Linked DNA regions of Mus musculus: region 1 is linked to region 2. A link is a loop called in an ENCODE intact Hi-C map of the cell type or tissue named here. Cell type or tissue: left cerebral cortex. All regions are shown on one strand. Links, peaks and the distances in the headings refer to the core of each region. The heading gives the core; the rest is flanking DNA.

Region 1 (8,336 bases), core at 275-8,274, 52 kb before region 2:
TTTATATGTTTTCGGTGAAAAGTTTCTAAACGAGTGTGTTCTGTGACACTCACACATTGCCAAATCTCGATTTAGAAACCGAGCATAGAGTTTGGCAGTGGTAGTGTATACTAGAAAACCTTTAATTCCAGAGGTGGGGCTGAGAGAGGCTGCCAACTCAAGCCTGGTTTACATGGTGGATTCTAAACCAGCCAGGACTACGCAATGACATAACAGGGCCCCGTCTCAAACAACAACAACAACAAAACCTACCTTAAAACTAATCGTAAAAACAGTACCTCTTTCAAGAGTCTCATAGCAACTTGGCTTTTCCACTTAAAATCTCATCCTGTTGATCTGATCCAATGCTTAACAAAAGGGGAAAAAATGGTCCCAGCCCTAATTAAAATCACGAGTTTTATTCCGAAGGAGCCTAGTAATCTTTTCTCCTTCTCACACACAGGGTCTCACTAGGTACCCCAGGGTGACTTTGAACTTACATCCTTTCTGCAGCAGTCCCTCGTGGCCCCACACTCAACTATACCTTGTGATTCTTTCGAGAAGACCATTGATGCTCAACTGTGGGCCTGGGCCCTTACTTCATGGTGTTACTGGATTGTACAAACATTCAAACTTCATGGGCATCTGAGGCCTCAAAGTGCAGGGGTTCCAGGTCCCTTTCCCATTGTCAGTGGTTATTTCAGTAATTTATTGTCATTTATTGACCAATGTCTTGCTGTGAATGGCGCCATTTACAAAGCACATACTCTGTGCCAAGAACTAGCTTAGGAGTTTTAATGTCCGGTGTTATTTATCAACCTCCAGCAAAGCGACTTGTTATACCGATGAAGAAGGGAAATATCCAGTGGTTAACTACGCCAAGGTCATACAACTAGTGGGTGCCAAGTTGGCATCGAGACTAGATTGTTTGATCCTGGTGGTTGCGTGTGCTCACAGTTGGGTCTCTCTGCGAAGCGAGCTAACAGGCTAACTGGCAAGATCCATCAAACACACGAAAAGATCCAAGAGCTAATGAGCTGAATAATGGGTTACTGTCTCCAAGTACAAAGGAGGTCGGACAGGACGGCAGCGCTTGGCTGAAGTCAGAGAAGGTAGTCTCTGGTCAGCAGATTAAATTTCCCCAGACACCATTTAGCTACTAGCATGATTGATGCTATCGGACGTGAAAGTTGAAGCAAAATCTGCCCCTTCTCCAGAAGCGTTTTGAATCCTTGAGGAAGAACGGTGGAAGTCCATGCATCCTCTTGCCACAAGGATTGGGAGAAGTGCTGAATTGTCTCAAACCTTGGAAGGGAGGAAATAGAGTTGAGGATTAAGGGAAAATATGAGCGTCAAGACTTCCTGAAATATGAATAAAGAGTCAAGGAAGGTAAGCAGGATGCACGAGCATAATGAGGAAGCTTCCAGAGCGCAGAAAGGGCAAATTCAGGACATAGTGGAGGGTAGGCAAGCAGACCAGTTTGGTCAGAATATAAAGCAAGAGGTCTAGAGGAAGATAAGGCTGAAAATGTGGGCGGAGCCCAAGTGTGGAGATCTTTACATGGTAATCCAAGGAGTATAGATGTGCCCCCTCCCAAGAGCAGCCCTAGAAGGGCAGACCACAGGCTGAGAAGGAAGCTGTGGCCCCCATTCCAGGATGGGAGTGGGAAGGCCTTAGGAGAGGTGGAGGAGGTGCTAGGTAGGCATTAAAGGAACAAGAGGGGTGAGTGCCAGAGATCTTGCGAAGAAGGAAGCAGATGTTTAGTTTGCTAAAGATGAACTGCCTACACTACTCTGTGAGGTTCTGGGATACCAAGAAAAAAAAAAGGCATGCCCTCAAGAGATGGAGGTGTTGTGGGGAAAGAAGCAGCTTGACTAGGGTTTGGGAATGAGAATGAGAGTGACGCCGGGCGTGGTGGCGCACGCCTTTAATCCCAGCACTCGGGAGGCAGAGGCAGTCGGATTTCTGAGTTCAAGGCCAGCCTGGTCTACAAAGTGGCAGGACAGCCAAGGATATACAGAGAAACCCTGTCTCGAAAAACCAAAAAAAAAAAAAAAAAAAAAAAAAAAAGTGTTAGTGACACATAGGCAGGGACAAGCACCCCTGCCTTGATGTTCAAATAAACTCAAGCACTTAACTGTGAACCACCTACGAATAAATCCCGAGATTTGTGTCCTGGTGTGCGAGATGCAACGTCTCCACCTTTAAAGGTGACTCTTGAGAGTGACAATGTTTAAGGTTCCCTTCACAGGTGTCTAGCATGCCACCATGTTGTTTGCAGCGTGGTGTCAAAAGCTGTGTTTTAGAAGATTAATGATAAAAAGCCATTCACTCAACAAAGTATCCTTTGTATCCTTTGAGATTCTAAGAAGCAAATTCCATCCCTAGAAGTACTGTTGCCTTAGGGAAGGGCAGATCAACACAGGAAACAGTTATGTAGCTCTGCATCAAAGTCGTGGATTGGAAGGACCTTATCAGCTGAACTAATCACTGAAGGCACAGGACAGGAATGGCCTGTATTCCTGTAGCACAGCGCAGATCTATTTTAATATAAAATGGGTTACATCGAACCCCTTCTTCCTAAACATTCAAACTAGGCTGGGAATTATAAACCTGTCACAGGCATGGGGAAGCCACTAAGGCTGGGCCTGTCTTCTGCTATGTCCCCTCCTCATGGCCAGTGGTTCAGGTTTAATGGTGATCCTAGCCCTGGGACAAGGCTGGTCCTGAACAAGGAGGAACAGTGGGCACTGACAATCTGGTACCCCAGGCTCAGCCTTTGGAGGTACCATGCAGTGAGTGGTACCGTTAGAGTATCCGTTTGTGAGTTAGATCCTCAGTCTTCAGTGACCCAAGCTGAAGGGTTATAGCCATAGATGTGGCTAACATCTTCCTCTGTGTGTGATGTGATCTGGCAAGGGAAAAGCGCAGAGACGTTAGGGAAACACTGGAGGAGAGAGGAAGGCTCCCTGCTAACAAAACCTGATAGTCTTCGTTCCGCTACCCCATCTGCCCTTGTTCTTCCGGCACCCACTATCCTAAGCATCCTGATATGGAGAGCCCATAATTTGAGCCCAGGGCCGGGGTTGGGAGAGACAAAGCATGCCCAGCCATAACTGTGAGACAGCTATGATACCGGGTGTCAGGGCCTGAATGGGGGATCAAAGTGACAAACTAGAGGGTGGCAGGGACTCAGTGGGAGTGGTTAGATTTGGGAGCCTGGCTGGGGCACGTGAGGTTACCTGGAGTCTGCTCCTATTTCCTCAGGGACTAACTAGAGGCATGGTGAGATTCTGGGAGAAGAGGCCGATCCGGGGGCGGGGCTCCCAACGAGCAGGGGCGGGGCGGGTTCCAGCTGCAGCGGTTGCCGGGCTACAGAGAAGAGTGGCGGCAGGGCTGCACTGTGCGCGTGGGGATTCCGGTGCAGCCTGGTGCCGGCACCCCCGCGCCACCCCAGCCTCAAACTGCAGTCCGGCGCCGCGGGGCAGGACAAGGGGAAGGTAGGTGCCTCTGCAAGGGGACCAGATAGCCCCAGGGGATCGGAGCCAAGGGGAGGCGGCTGCCTGAGCGGGGAGGGCTCGTTGCCGAGGCGCACGTGCTAGAAGCGGGCTGAGTGACAGCCCTGGACAGCTAAGTCACTTGGGGGGCGAAAGCGTGAGAGACCGGACTTAGGCTCTAGTCTGTGAAGGAGGCGTTTTAAAGGCACATGTGTGTGGGTGTGCAGATCACGCCTAGCCCATCCACCCTCTCTCTTGTCCCCTGTCCCTGGGAGGGCATTGGGGGCCCCAGCTGGAGCCCACGTCCCACTGCGCAACTGCAACGGAGCGGGCCAGAAGGGAACATTTAGAAAATCCATCTGTAGCCCAGAATCATTCTCATTCCGTGCAAAAAGGATTCTTGAATGCCAGCAGCGTTGCTAGTACATTCTGAGCCAAGCATGTCATAGCTTTGGAGGAGAGGAGTGCTCACTGGCTTCTCAGCGCCCCCTGCCACTTCTTGAACTACGAGTTTAGTTATGCTATTTCATTATTTTATTCTTTTTATTGGGGGGTGGGGAGCAGGGGCGTCTATTCCTGTAGTTCAGGTTGGCCTCAAACTTACATTGCCCAGGCTATTCTTGAACTGAGTCCTCCTGCCTTATCTTCCGAGTACTGAGATTACAGGCAGTCTTCTTGGATATCAAGTTTGGTGGCATCCAAAACCTATGATCAGTTTTAGTAGCAGTAAACTAACCACCAAGCCTCTATCTAGCATCCTAGAACGTTCATGGCATTTTTTTAAAAAATTTTAACAATAAGATTCCGTTTTCAAACAAAAGTATAAACACTGTTGGGTGTTTCTCTGAGTGAAACAGCTTAATTCAATCTATTTATGAAGATGTGATCTTTACTTCAGCAACATGTCCTTTGACTGCAAGACAGATTATATACTCGGGAAATGGATGTTGTTAGACACAGTTTGTGTAAACAGAAGAATTTATTTTTGTGTTACCATTTCATGGTCAGTTTCTTCCATGCACCGGGACGGTTATATTACATTAGTTCAGGATTTACTCGGAATATTTTCTTTGGAGAAAGATTTGTATCTAGAGGATGAAGAACTGAGTACTCACGTAGAAGACAAGTTTTGAAGTATTCAGAGGTGTGGGTACCAAAAAAGAATTTTTCTTTGCATGTTGAGTTGGTGTGAAAGGAATGCAAAATATAAAAGTGTCTTGTGAAAATATTTCCTTGGCATTAATGCATGAAGCATTATCATAATCTCTGTAAGTTCTTTGCTTTTTAATCAATGAAAAGGTCTTATGACGTCTACTTTATTACCAGGGCCACATGGCTTTATTGACTTAAGAATTTTCATTTCCATAGTAGATGTTAACTCTTGAGATGTTCTGCTAACATTCCCTGGGACAACTGTATGAATTATGTCTGTGGTGGAAACGCCTAAAGATGAGCCCAGGTTTGAATCTGAAGCCAGCAGATAGGAACTGTTATAAATGGGAAATGGCAGTGACTGCATCGCATAATGCCTCTCCCAGCAAAAGACTGGTATAAGGGACATTGCTAATATGCATGGTATGTGTGTGTGTGTGTGTGTGTGTGTGTGTGTGTGTTTGTGTGTGTATGTGTGTGTGTGTCCATGCTCATGTGGACATGTGGAGGCCAAAGGATAATTGAGTATTTTTATTACTATTTGCCTAGTTTCCTTGAGACAGATCTCTCACTGAACCTATAGATTGTTCTTTTAGGTACCACCAGAGAACTGCAGTCCACCTGCCTCCTCTCCCAGTACTAGGCTATAGGCACTTGTGGCCATGCCTAGCTTTTTTATGTGGGTGCTAGGAATCTGAACTTAGGTCTTCATGCTTCTAGAGCAAACACTCTTACCTCCTGAGCCACCTCCCAGACTCCAACAAAAACGTTTAAAACATTTTTTAAACCTTTACTTTTATTTTATGTGTATGAGTGCTTTTGTGCATGACTGTATAACACATGTATGCGATGCCTGCAGAGGCCGGAAAGGGTATCGGATTCCCTGGGACTGGAGTTACCGATGGTTGACAGCTTCCTTATTAGTGCTGGAAAATGAACCCTAGTCCTCTAGAATAGCAACTTGTGCTCTTAACCACTGGGCCATCTCTCCAGCCTCTAAAATGAGTTTTTAAAGCCTCAAAAAAAAAAAAGACAGAAAATTAATGCAGCTGATTAAATGATTCAGAACTTAATTCATATATATTTCAGAATTTAAATGAGCTGTAAGCACAAAGACAATGAATGACTCAGGACTGGCAAGTGACTTAGCATGCTCTCTTTAGTTCATTAACGTAATTTACCAGTTAGAGTGCTTGGGGAATTTACAGTATGTTTGAGACTTTTAAAACAAATATGAGCAAGTACACTAACCCTCATGAAAACTCCCTTCTTCTTTTCTGCTTATTAAAAAAATCTCTGAACCAGGTCTTAGCTTAGTTCAACCCTCTAGACCAGTTCCACCCCAAACTTACCACAGCACGGTCAGAAAGCTCCATGCATCATTAATGACAAAATTCCAAATTGTTTTAAGCCTGACAGATCAGTATTTAAGATCAAACGTTTAAAATTCTAGACAAGGCCATCAAGTCCCACCAGGGCTGAATCCAGGTTGACTAGAAATGCCCTCCTAGAATAAGTGTGTATTCCAAATGAATGAGTCAGCAGCTGCCAGAGTGAGCAGAGGCCACGGAACAGTTAAATACATGTGTCCTGCAGCAGGTGACTGTTGGCTGTCCCTAGGTTTTGTGAAGGAAACTCCAGCTGAAGGACAAGACAAACGAGGCAGTATGAAGAGAATCGCCTCTGATTTGCAGGCTGCGCATGGAGTCCATCCATCATACTTTATTTTGTTGGAAGTGTTTACATTGGGAAGTAAGATGTTTAAACAGAACTGGGTCCTCTTCTAGTGCACACGTCACAAGGCATATACTTTTTAGGCTATGGGATTAAAACCCAGGCTTTGAAAAGAAAAAGAGCCATCCATCAGTAATTATATGAGACTGTGATTATTGCGCTTCTCTTCCAAAAAAGAAAAAGACAAAAGCTTGGATGGGTCTCATGAGGAAATTCTGGATGGACAGACACAGCCTGGTTAGAATCTACCCAGGCTTCCTTCCAAAATAAAAATTTAAACAGCTGTGTCTTAGGGACGGTTGTGCACAGTGCCGAGAGCAACTGTGCATGAGTCCTTGTAATCAGCGACACTATGAGTGTTTTATTTTTATCTTAGGATAAATTTTTGATAAATTTCAGAAATGCACATGTTTTGTTTTGTTGTGTTGTGTTTTAACATTGTGCCTGTTAAGTGAACATTTTGAGAATTCTGGCATTTTAGGATAAACGTTCGATAAATTTCAGAAAAAAAAAGTGACATCATTTATCAACAGTGTACTTGTTAAGTGAACATTTTGAGAATTCTGACATTTCCCTAGAGCAAACAGGATTGAGTTTATAGCTCAAGAAATACAAAGAATTCATCTCAGAAACCCCTTCCTGGACGTGAAGTTCTGTTAAAAAAAGGCAAACTTTGGGGAATTTGAACTGCTGTGTTTGGCAGTAGAAAACCTTACTGCTTGTGGAGTTTTTAGGCACAAACATTTCGTTATTTGGAAGAGAATCACTCTGGCTTCCCTTCCTGTGTGCACGTTCCTCTCACCTGTACACACCTCTGCAAGCTTCCTGGGCTGCCAGGGTGGCCACCTCCCCTTGGTATGAGTAAGGATTCTCAGAAGACAGTGAAGTTAGGGTAAGATTAAGAATAGACACAGGCTGAGGCTTATCGTCCTATTTGAAAATAGTGTTCCAAAATTCTGATTTTTCTTCTGCTAGCATGTGGGACTGGCAGGACTTCCAAGCCACTTATCTGGTTATCCCAATGTGAGCATTTGCATTTATTATATTGGCTTTATTTCCATGGTGATTTTTTTTTAAGCAGTAAGCTTGTGGATTTGCTTAAGTGTTGTCCCATTCCTTTAATGTTTCATCTTATTGCATATTAGAAAAATGCAGGGTGGAGCATAACTATACATAATGTTATAGTCCTGCTAGATGAAAACTTAAATGTTCCATCATGGGTTAATAAATAGTTTTCAAGAGGTAGAAAAACAGCGGCCAGGTGTGGAGCTTGTTCCTATATGGTCTATAATAGAGAAAATGAGGCAGGAGGTTTGCTGTGAGTTTAGCCTGCATAGTGACACTCTATCTCAAACATCAAAAGTAAAACTAAACTAAACTAAACTAAACTAAGAGATGGAAGAATAAAAAACATTATTTGTTCTGTAAAACCTTTTGCGGATTATTCTAAGTATTCCTAGAGTCATATGTTTTGATAATCCAGACTAAATATAGATGTTTATTTAATGTTAGAAATGTTTCTTATGGTTTAAGCTAGAATGATAAATATTAGCTTTTCCTTCTTGGATACAATTGCTAACCAAGGTTGATCATCCCTAGCCCAGAAATCCAGAACCTGAAATTAGGCAAAATCTGATATGAGGCCACGTGTAGAAATTCCACAGCAGGAAACTTCAGTTAAGGCCAGGCATGATGGCACACATCTTGAATCCCAGCACTCAGGTGGGGAGGTGGCAGGGATTGGAGAAGACAGTGGCAGGTGGATTTCTGCATGTTAGGGGCTAGTCAGGCTACATAGTGAGACTATTCCAAATAAATCCAAACAAGAAAGCACACTTAAAATGTAGATAAATGATCTTCAGGCTATATGGCTAACATAAATATAAAACATAAATGGATTTAAGGTTTAGTACTAATCCCGCCCTCAAGCTGATTTATTATGTACACAAACATCTTCCAACACCTGAAGACTT
Region 2 (8,336 bases), core at 310-8,309:
ATGTAGGCGTTTTGACTAGATCGTACCATCCCCTGAGCCTGGAGCTGCTCTTGTGGGTTTTTGACTGTCTGCTTTTGGTGAAAAGGACCATCCTTCTGAAAAAACAGAGGATCAGTTCCTACCCAGTCCCCAGCACACCCTCCTTCCCACACCCTCCTTCTCAGCTTCATTCCCCGCTCTTTCCTAGACCTTTAAACCTATGAGCTGGCTTAAATATTTACTCATGGAAAAATGAGCTGTATCCGATCAAAGGATAGCACTACATTGAATGGATTTTAGATTAAGTACAGCTTATTTTAAAAATAATAAATGAGACCTATCAGGCCCCATCGATAAGCTGTGGAGTTTTTTTTTTTTTTTTTACAAGTGGATCTGTGATTGGTGAGTGCCCAGGAAACACTGGGAAGAAATGAGTGGCAGGGGAAGCCATTGCTGGAGAATTCAGTGCAGTCACAGATTCACCGGGCCATCTAGTTGGGACTTAAAGTCAGTCAACCTTTCATCCAGAGTGTTTATTCTCAGGGTGTGGTTGTTATATGCTGGAGACCATTCGCATCCTAGTTGGGACCAGGTTAGGTGGCCGTTAAACTTGGTGTCCAACTATTTATAAGTCGGCTCCCTGAGGAGGGGGCTTAGCCTAAGAAATTTTGTTTTCATTCTTGAATGAAGAAAATACCAGGACAGTGTAGCATAGCAAGTCCCTCTTGAATTCAAGGGGCCAGATCCTTACTGGTATTTCTCAGCCTGCTCTTCAGCTCCTACTCATGCGGAAGAAGAAAGGGCTTTCAGTGGGGATCTACCTGACAGCATAGAGCTGCCAAGCTCCAAACTGCGTCTCAAGTGAACTCCCAGATGCCAAGACTAAAATTATAAAGCACGGTGTGACTGCCTAGCGCGCGTGAGGACCAAGTTCTATTCCCAACAGTGTAAAAAATAAATGCACAGTCATGCCTTGGTGTCCTCTGGGGAACTGATTCTAGGGTGAGACTCGCAGCCTTAGAGGCCAGTGACCTTGGATGCCCAAGTCTCTTGTACCAAACAGTTCAGTATTCATATTAAGACATCTGCCATGGAATTTAATTCAACTCCAGGTTTGAATCAACCTGCATGGCTGAACTGTGCTATTTTGGGAATGATGACAAGGGAAGAGGCCTGTACATGTTCAGTACAGATGCAGGAGCACTTTAGATTCTGTAATTAACACAGCAAGAGAACAGTCAACAGTGGAATTGAGTCACTGCCGAAAAAAATAGTAGGCCAAAATACCCCACAGGCCAAAAAGTACCGGTATTAGAGCGCTAGAGCGGCTGGCCCCAGCCTGGCAGCATCTGCCTGAGAGTGCAGCACTCAGGAAACCCTGAGCACAGGCCCAGCCCCTCCCCCTCAAAAGCAGAAGCTGGAAGTTGAATTTCAAGTTGAAATTAATTCAGCTTATGTCTCCCGCTGAGTCTTTAAAAGGTTGTCCCAACGGCTCTGTTTACCTTGATCATCTCAGAGAAAGTAACTTAGGAGTTCCCAAGACAGGCTTTAACCATACTGTGATTCACTTAGCCACTCTCTTAAATAAATATTCAAAAAACATCTCTCCTTGGTACTCAATTGTAATTTTTAAAGGATGTAAATTTGTATCTGTTAGCTGTAGATTTTCAATTTTACTGAAACGTAATTTCTCATGAGAGGATTGCCAATCTAAGTAGCATTACTCAGTGGCTTTGGCAGCTATGCATACCAAGCTACAGCCACTTCCCAAGTCAGGTACAGAGCCCTTTCTGTCACATCATCCCAAAGGGGACTGAGCCTGCGGAGCTCCGTTTGTGAGCAGCCTCCACATCATTAACTTTCTTTGTTTGCTATTTAAAGTTTGCATGTGCATTTATCCCCCATGTCCCAGTCAGGTCTCATTTTCATCCAGACGTCTGAAAGATGTTGGCATGAATTTTTGTTCAGATGACTGTAATCTCCTGAGGTAGAAAGATAGCTCAGTTGCTAAGGCACTTGCCTGGCGGACTGGAGGGCCTAAGTTCAACCCTAGAACCTTCGTGTAAATGGCCCAGTATGGCTGAATGTTCTTGGAATCCTGGTGTTGGGAGGAAGACAGGCAGGCCTTGTCTCAAAATAAACAAAAAACCGGTGGGCAGCATCTGAGGATTGGCAGGTATCTCTAAACACCCCCACAAAATGAATAGTCCGGGATCAGCTTGCCAGTGACGCGAGACAGGACTCTGGCTCTCCTTAAGGTCAACTGCTCTTTAAAATGTGTAGGGGCTGCTGCTTAACCCAGGCTGCATATTAAGAAACCCCTTCAGAATGCCAGGATGGAAGTGGTTTATCAAGACAGTAAAGTGTGGAAGAAGGCCCAAATGAGGAGTCCTGAGAACAGAGACCCAGCTGCGACACATGGAACCCACTCAGGAGAGGCTGGGTCTCAGTTCGAGGGGTGAGAAGATTAGGAGCTTGGTCAGAGCAGTGAGGAGCCTCCTGTGAGCAGGCAATGTTAGCTACTGCAAAGGCGGCTGTTGAGATTTGACATTGGGAACAAGGGAGGAAGCAGGGACCTAGAATCCTAATTAAGCAGAAAATGCCCCAGCTGGTGCAGTAAACGCATTTGAGGAACAGGCTTTCTGCTCATTTCTCAAGAACTGGTGACTAATTTAATTAATGCAATTTAATTAATTTAACTTAAATAAGTGCCGTTTGGCTGATTTAATTACTAGTTTTACTCTAAGAACATAATAATCTTAGTTATATAGCCAGCCCTCCTTATCTGTGGATTTCACATTTGTAGATTCAACCAATCAGGGCGTCAAAAACCCTCTGAAGCTGTGTTTCTGTACAGACATCACCTTCTGCTCATATCACTGTACAGCTCTCCACCGGCCTTCACGCCGTATTGGGCATTACAAGTCATGTAGAAGATGCTTTACGGTCCAGGTGTGGGTCTATGGAATGTTACCTGTTTTGTTAGAAGAGACTTGACCATCATGGATTTTGGAATTCAGAAGACAATACATGTCCTGAAGCAGATCCCCAAGGACACTAAGGGCTAGCTACCCCCCAGCACCCCGCCCCCCCCCCATAATCAATGGGAGTGACAAACAACAACATTTGATTGATATACTTTTTTTCTAAATTAGGTGTTTTGTTTCCTGTGTGTGGGCTTGAATGAGAAATATCTCCCTAGTCTCAGGCATTTCAACAAAACATGGGTTGAATTTTCAAATTCATTTCATGTCCCAAGACTCTCAGGAAGTCAGGTGACAGGTCACTGAAACAGTCATATTACGTCCACAGTCAAGAGCAGAGAGCAATGGGTGACTGCCTGTCTATGCGCAGCACACTGGCTCCGTGTCCATCCAGGGGCCAACCCATGAAATAACACAGCCCACGTTCAAGCAGAGTCTTCCCACCTCTATTAATTAACCCAGTTAAGAAAAACCCTCCCAAGACTGCCACAGGGCAGCCGAACCTAGACAGTCCTCAATCTGACTCCCTTCTCGGGTGATTCTAGATGTCGTCAGGTTGACAATTAAAGTTGACCATCCTACTCAGGAGAAACCACACACTGGAAAGAGGCTACGGGGGTTCACATCATACTGTGTGATGACATCATCATGTTTGCTGTGGTTTAGGCTCTAGGGATAAAGGTATCCGATGCCTAACAATACACCCTGGGAAGTCCTTTGTCATCTCTCCTGCAGGCTGTCTTTCCACATCATTTGTTCATCCTAGGACGGATGCAGAGCAGTCCCTGCTGGATGTCTTTCTCAGATGACCACATTCCATGCTCATTGTGAAGAAGTCTTGATTTTGGGTCCTGGCCATAGCACCTAATAGACAATTATTTTATTTTATTAATTTTTTTTTTGTTCCTCTGTTTTTTCATGTACCAGATGGAGATGTTAGAAAACAGGTGATGACAAAACATGGGTTTAATTTTCAAGTTTCTTTCATGGTCTAAGACTCAAGAAAAGTGCCCTCTTTCCAACCTATAGCAAACCCCTCTGCTTTCACCTATGTCCTGCTGGTTTTAAAATGTAGATGAGTTAGGCGTAGCTCTGACAGAACGGGGAGGCGGTGGGAGACACTGGTTATATAAGTCTGGATTTTTCTTTTTCTTTAGGCCAAGTCAGGAGTTTTAAACTATGCACAAACACTTATTCTCAGGGTGGTAATAAAGAATTTAAGTGTCCAGTCGTGCAGTTTACTTCTTTCTTATTGCCCACCTCACTCATTTGAGAGCCCAGGAAGATTGTGCTGGCTTCCTTGTCTCTACGTCTGTTCCCATATGGCATTTTCCCTGGCTGGGTCCTGCTTTCCAAGGGTGCTGGTGGTGTGTGGCACTCCAGGGGTTAAGGAGAGCTCAAACACTTAGAGTTGGGAGGGCAGGGCCTAGCCCGGGGTTTCCCTTGTTTCAGTCCCCAGATGGCAGTCCAGCTTCTGTCCCTTTGAGGTCCTATTTGAGCTTCCTGTCCCTCGCCACAGATGTTCAAAGCCATCATAATGTGTTTCTCTTTTATGGTGTCTTTTCTGTTTCTTGGTGCAGAGTTTAAAGACCTCATTGTTTCTCCAGGCAAATAAACACGGGGGACTTTTAGGTGGGTGGGGTAATAAAAAGAACAAAACACCCTTGAAAGCAGGAAAAATTCTTTTAGCTTTATTGTGTTTGCAAAGAAATGCTGCAGATGATTAGCTGCTGTTTGGTGCCTTATGCTTTTTTTTCAGTGTTAATTATAGTATTTATGCTAATTAAAGTGCCAACCGGCTTCCAGCAAGTGCTAAAGAGGAATTTAAAAGAAAGAGCTATCCTTAGGAACAGACTTCCCCTGAAGGAACAGGACAGTCTCCTCAGACCTCCTCAGTGGCTGCAGTCTTCACTTAGAGCCTGAAAACCTCCCTGCCCTGCCAGCGACTCTCCTGCAGTAGTTAGCTCTCCCTGACTGCCTTTCATTCTTTCCTTTCTCCTCAAAGACATGTATGATAATATTTGATCTGTTTTAGCTTGATGGGAAATATATCCGGAGGCCAAATGATCTATAAGCAAATAGAAATGAGGAAAGAAAGTGGAGTCTGTAGTTTCCCAAGCTTCAGTCTTCTGGGAGCACCACCCCCTGCCTTGAGTCTCCTGTGGCTATGCGTCTTTGCCTCATGTATACACTTCAGGGTCTCATCTCGATCTCTTGCGACCTGCCAAGCGGTCTGAACACTGCCAGCTGAATACATTTCACATCACCTCAGTCCCTGTCAATAATACTAACCTTTGGCCATATGCCTGCTCTGCCCTTCCCTGGCAACTGGTTTCCTCTAGCTTTCTCTTGTTATCTGTGCATATGGACTGTAAGATGCACACACGCAGAAGAGTAGAGAACATGGCTCTATCTTGTCCATCTAAAACTTTCTTTTGTTCACTCGAGGAAAAGCAAGAGCCCTAAGCTCTTAGCAGTGCCCCTTAGCAGTGCGCTTAGAGTCTGTCTGTTTCCTAGGTAGAAACCTCCAACATTTTCTGCTAATAAATCCATAGTCAAGTTTGAAGGAAACTTGGAACTCTTTACTACTAACTTCTGACAGTAGAGCCAGTGGTGATTTGTAACCTGATAGCCTGGACCCGTGCTTTTGAGTGGCCCGTCACTGTTCTCATGGGGAAGGACACTCATGCCACAGTTCCTTCTCCTCTGCCCCCCTGAAGACCTACCTTGGCCACCATTGTGAGGAGCAGACCATAAGATTATGGACCTCAGAGGCCATAGTTTCTATTTCCCAGGTGGCTTCTGAGCCGGGTAAAGTTCAATATGAACCAAACGGGTTCATGTAGTTGCCTTAGCCTAGAAAGCAGTGGCCTGGACACTGGGTCAAGTCACGCAGGAGTTTGTGACCACGCACTTGAGGGAAGAGAGGGTTAAGCTGGGACCAAGGCAAGGAGCAGGAGAGAATGAAGGAGACTCCTTCAGATTTAGTCATTTGATTTAAGGAGTATGCTTTAAAAACAATCTTTTTTTTCCCCTAGCAATTGAAATGTAAACTACTTACTATTACAGTCGTAATAAACAATAAGACTGTCTTCATTTTTTATTATTTTTGGCTTAGAAAAAAGGATAAAGTGGCCTTGGCCTGCCAGCTGACTTTATGGTGTAGGTGGTGTTTACACTAGCAGAATCCACTCCTGTGCTGGTGAGGAGCCGTCAGGGTGCTGCTGTCTCAGAGAGGAGATTGGCTGCCCGGAGACTGTTAAAGCCTGCCATGAGGGGCCAGGGGAAAGGGTTGCATGGTAAACTATGTTCTTGGTTGGATAGAGAACCACACCCATGCCTGTACTCACCAAGTATAGACTGATCTTTGAAAATCAGGTGGTTTTTTTGTTTGGTTGGTTTTTGTTTGTTTGGTTTTTCAAAACAGGGTTTCTCTGTGTAGCCCTGGCTGTCCTGGAACTCACTCTGTAGATCAGGCTGGCCTCGAACTCAGAAATCCGCCTGCCTCTGCCTCCCAAGTGCTGGGGCTAAAGGCGTGCGCCACCACACCGGGCTTGAAAATCAGTTTTAATAACCCGAAAGATTAATAATATAAGTCAGAAAGCACAGCTGCCCATGCTGGAGATAACTAGAAACATCTGCATTTCTACTTAGCCACACACCCCTAGATTTCTGACAAATACATTGTTGCACACAGTTGGCTGTGGATCTGCTTGCCCTATTTAGGTGGAAACAGTGAGCCAGGATCAGTCCCTCAGTATTAGCAGTCTGGAGCACACCACATCAGAAGCTCATGGGCTGGGCTTGCAGGACCCCCCCAACAACACGAGGCCATGAGAACTGGAGCCTTATAGGTCCCAGCTTTAAAAGCCAGATAACTTAAATTCTGGGTGCTCAGGTGAGAGTGACTCTGGGCTGGAAATCCCAGAGGCTTACAGCTTTGTGCCCTGCGACCACAAGTTTACTGTTCCAAGCTTCCAAAACCAGGTCAGAGGCTTATTGCCCTGGGCTTGTAGTGTCAGTACCAAGTTAATGCTATAGGCCCCCAAGCTTCTCTCCAACTCTTCCTGTGAAGCCGGGGGCTCTCATCATCTGGTCTTCACAGCCGGTTGCCTCCCACAGCCTCAGCTCTCCAGTTTTCTTCTTCAGACTTCTCTCTGGAGCTACTTCAGTGCTGAGGGACACTCATTACCAGTGTTGTCTTTGCTGGGATTGAATCCCAGAGTTGGCTCTTCTTGAAATTAGCTCTTTCACTCAAACAGCTATAAACAAACATAAGCAAATGAAAGACTGCATTTCAATTAGAATTGTATTGAGGTCAAGGTCACAACACCAGGTGTGGTGTTTTAAATAAGAATGCCACCCTCATAGGCTCATATATTTGAATGCTTAGTCACCAGGGAGGGGAACTGTTTGATAGGATTAGAAGGGTTAGGAGGTGTGGCCTTGTTAGAGTGGGTGTGACATGATTGGAGGACAAATGTCACTGAGGGTGGGCTTTGAGGTTTCCCCAGCCAGGTTTGTCTCTCTGTCTCCCTCCCTGCTGCCTGCAGATCAGGATATAAACTTCTCAGCTACTTCTCCAGCACCATACCTGCCTGCTGCCACCCTCCCTCCCCACCAGGATGATCACGGACTAAGCTCCAAATCTGTAAGCAATATCCCCCATTTAAACACTTCCTTTTGTAAGAGTTGCCTTGGTCATGGTGCCTCTTCACAACAAAGAACAGTGACTAAGGCACCAGGGTATAGTTATTCACAGAAGAGAAGCTTCCAGACTGAGAATCAATGTACAGGCTGAAGGCACAACATACTGGTGCATACCTTTCTAATTCCACCAATCTTAGGCCTTGGATGTACCTCAAGTAAACTTTTGGCTGAGCCATTAGGGAAGTTCTCTGTCTTGGACCCAAGATTAGCTAAAAGATGAATGGGGTCTTTGAGTCTCTCTGGAGCCATCATGGCTTCCTGAGCAGCGACATGGCTTCAGTTGCTAGCAGCCACAACTGCAAGGGTTTCTGCAGCTAGTACGGTTTCCTCAAAACATCCAGGAAGTGTTCAAGCTATTGTCTCATCACCAAGGGTCAAACAAGTGGCTGCATGATTGACAACTCCCTAGTCAAGGCCACTGGGCACAAGGGAAGGGTCAGCTGTCTGTCAAATGACTGGGTGACTTGGCCATTAAAAGCTTTGGTCATTTGAAAGACGATGCATCAAAGGGCACTACCATAAAGACCATGTGGTGGACCCTCTCAGCAGGACCTCATAGTGCATAAGCCCTAGCCTAATGCCCTCAAGGAGACTTGAGCCTCTCTGACCTTACTCTCAACAACTTTTTTGATTACTAAAATATACCTAGCCTTGATTGACAGC

What was found. Hi-C counts contacts between places; a loop is a spot of excess contacts. Peaks named below come from ENCODE experiments on the same cell type or tissue, not always from the same donor. Only the 100,000 strongest peaks of a DNase experiment are listed, where the experiment ranks them.
Region 1: a loop joins it to region 2, with 2.5 times the contacts of the local background. A loop is called at or near these places in 5 of 42 quality-filtered maps.

Annotation. Positions count from the first base shown.
Region 1 is chr14:61,032,994-61,041,329 of GRCm38, reverse strand. The region is part of intron 1 of Tnfrsf19 (tumor necrosis factor receptor superfamily, member 19); the gene reads left to right. Gm41167 (a long non-coding RNA gene) reads right to left here and starts at 3,393. Exons shown (of 3, transcript XR_874677.2): 1 at 3,223-3,393; 2 at 2,787-2,891. In left cerebral cortex, for the core only: a CTCF peak has its summit at 3,967; DNase peaks (open chromatin) are centred at 3,833, 4,886, 5,456, 6,234 and 4 more places; H3K4me3 peaks cover 2,675 bases; H3K27ac peaks cover 2,213 bases.
Region 2 is chr14:60,981,362-60,989,697 of GRCm38, reverse strand. All of the region lies in intron 5 of Tnfrsf19 (tumor necrosis factor receptor superfamily, member 19), which reads left to right. Among named protein-coding and RNA genes, the nearest start is that of Gm41167, 52 kb to the left of the region's middle. In left cerebral cortex, for the core only: no CTCF peak of the experiment used is centred there; DNase peaks (open chromatin) are centred at 4,092, 4,459, 4,826, 7,039 and 3 more places; H3K27ac peaks cover 3,080 bases.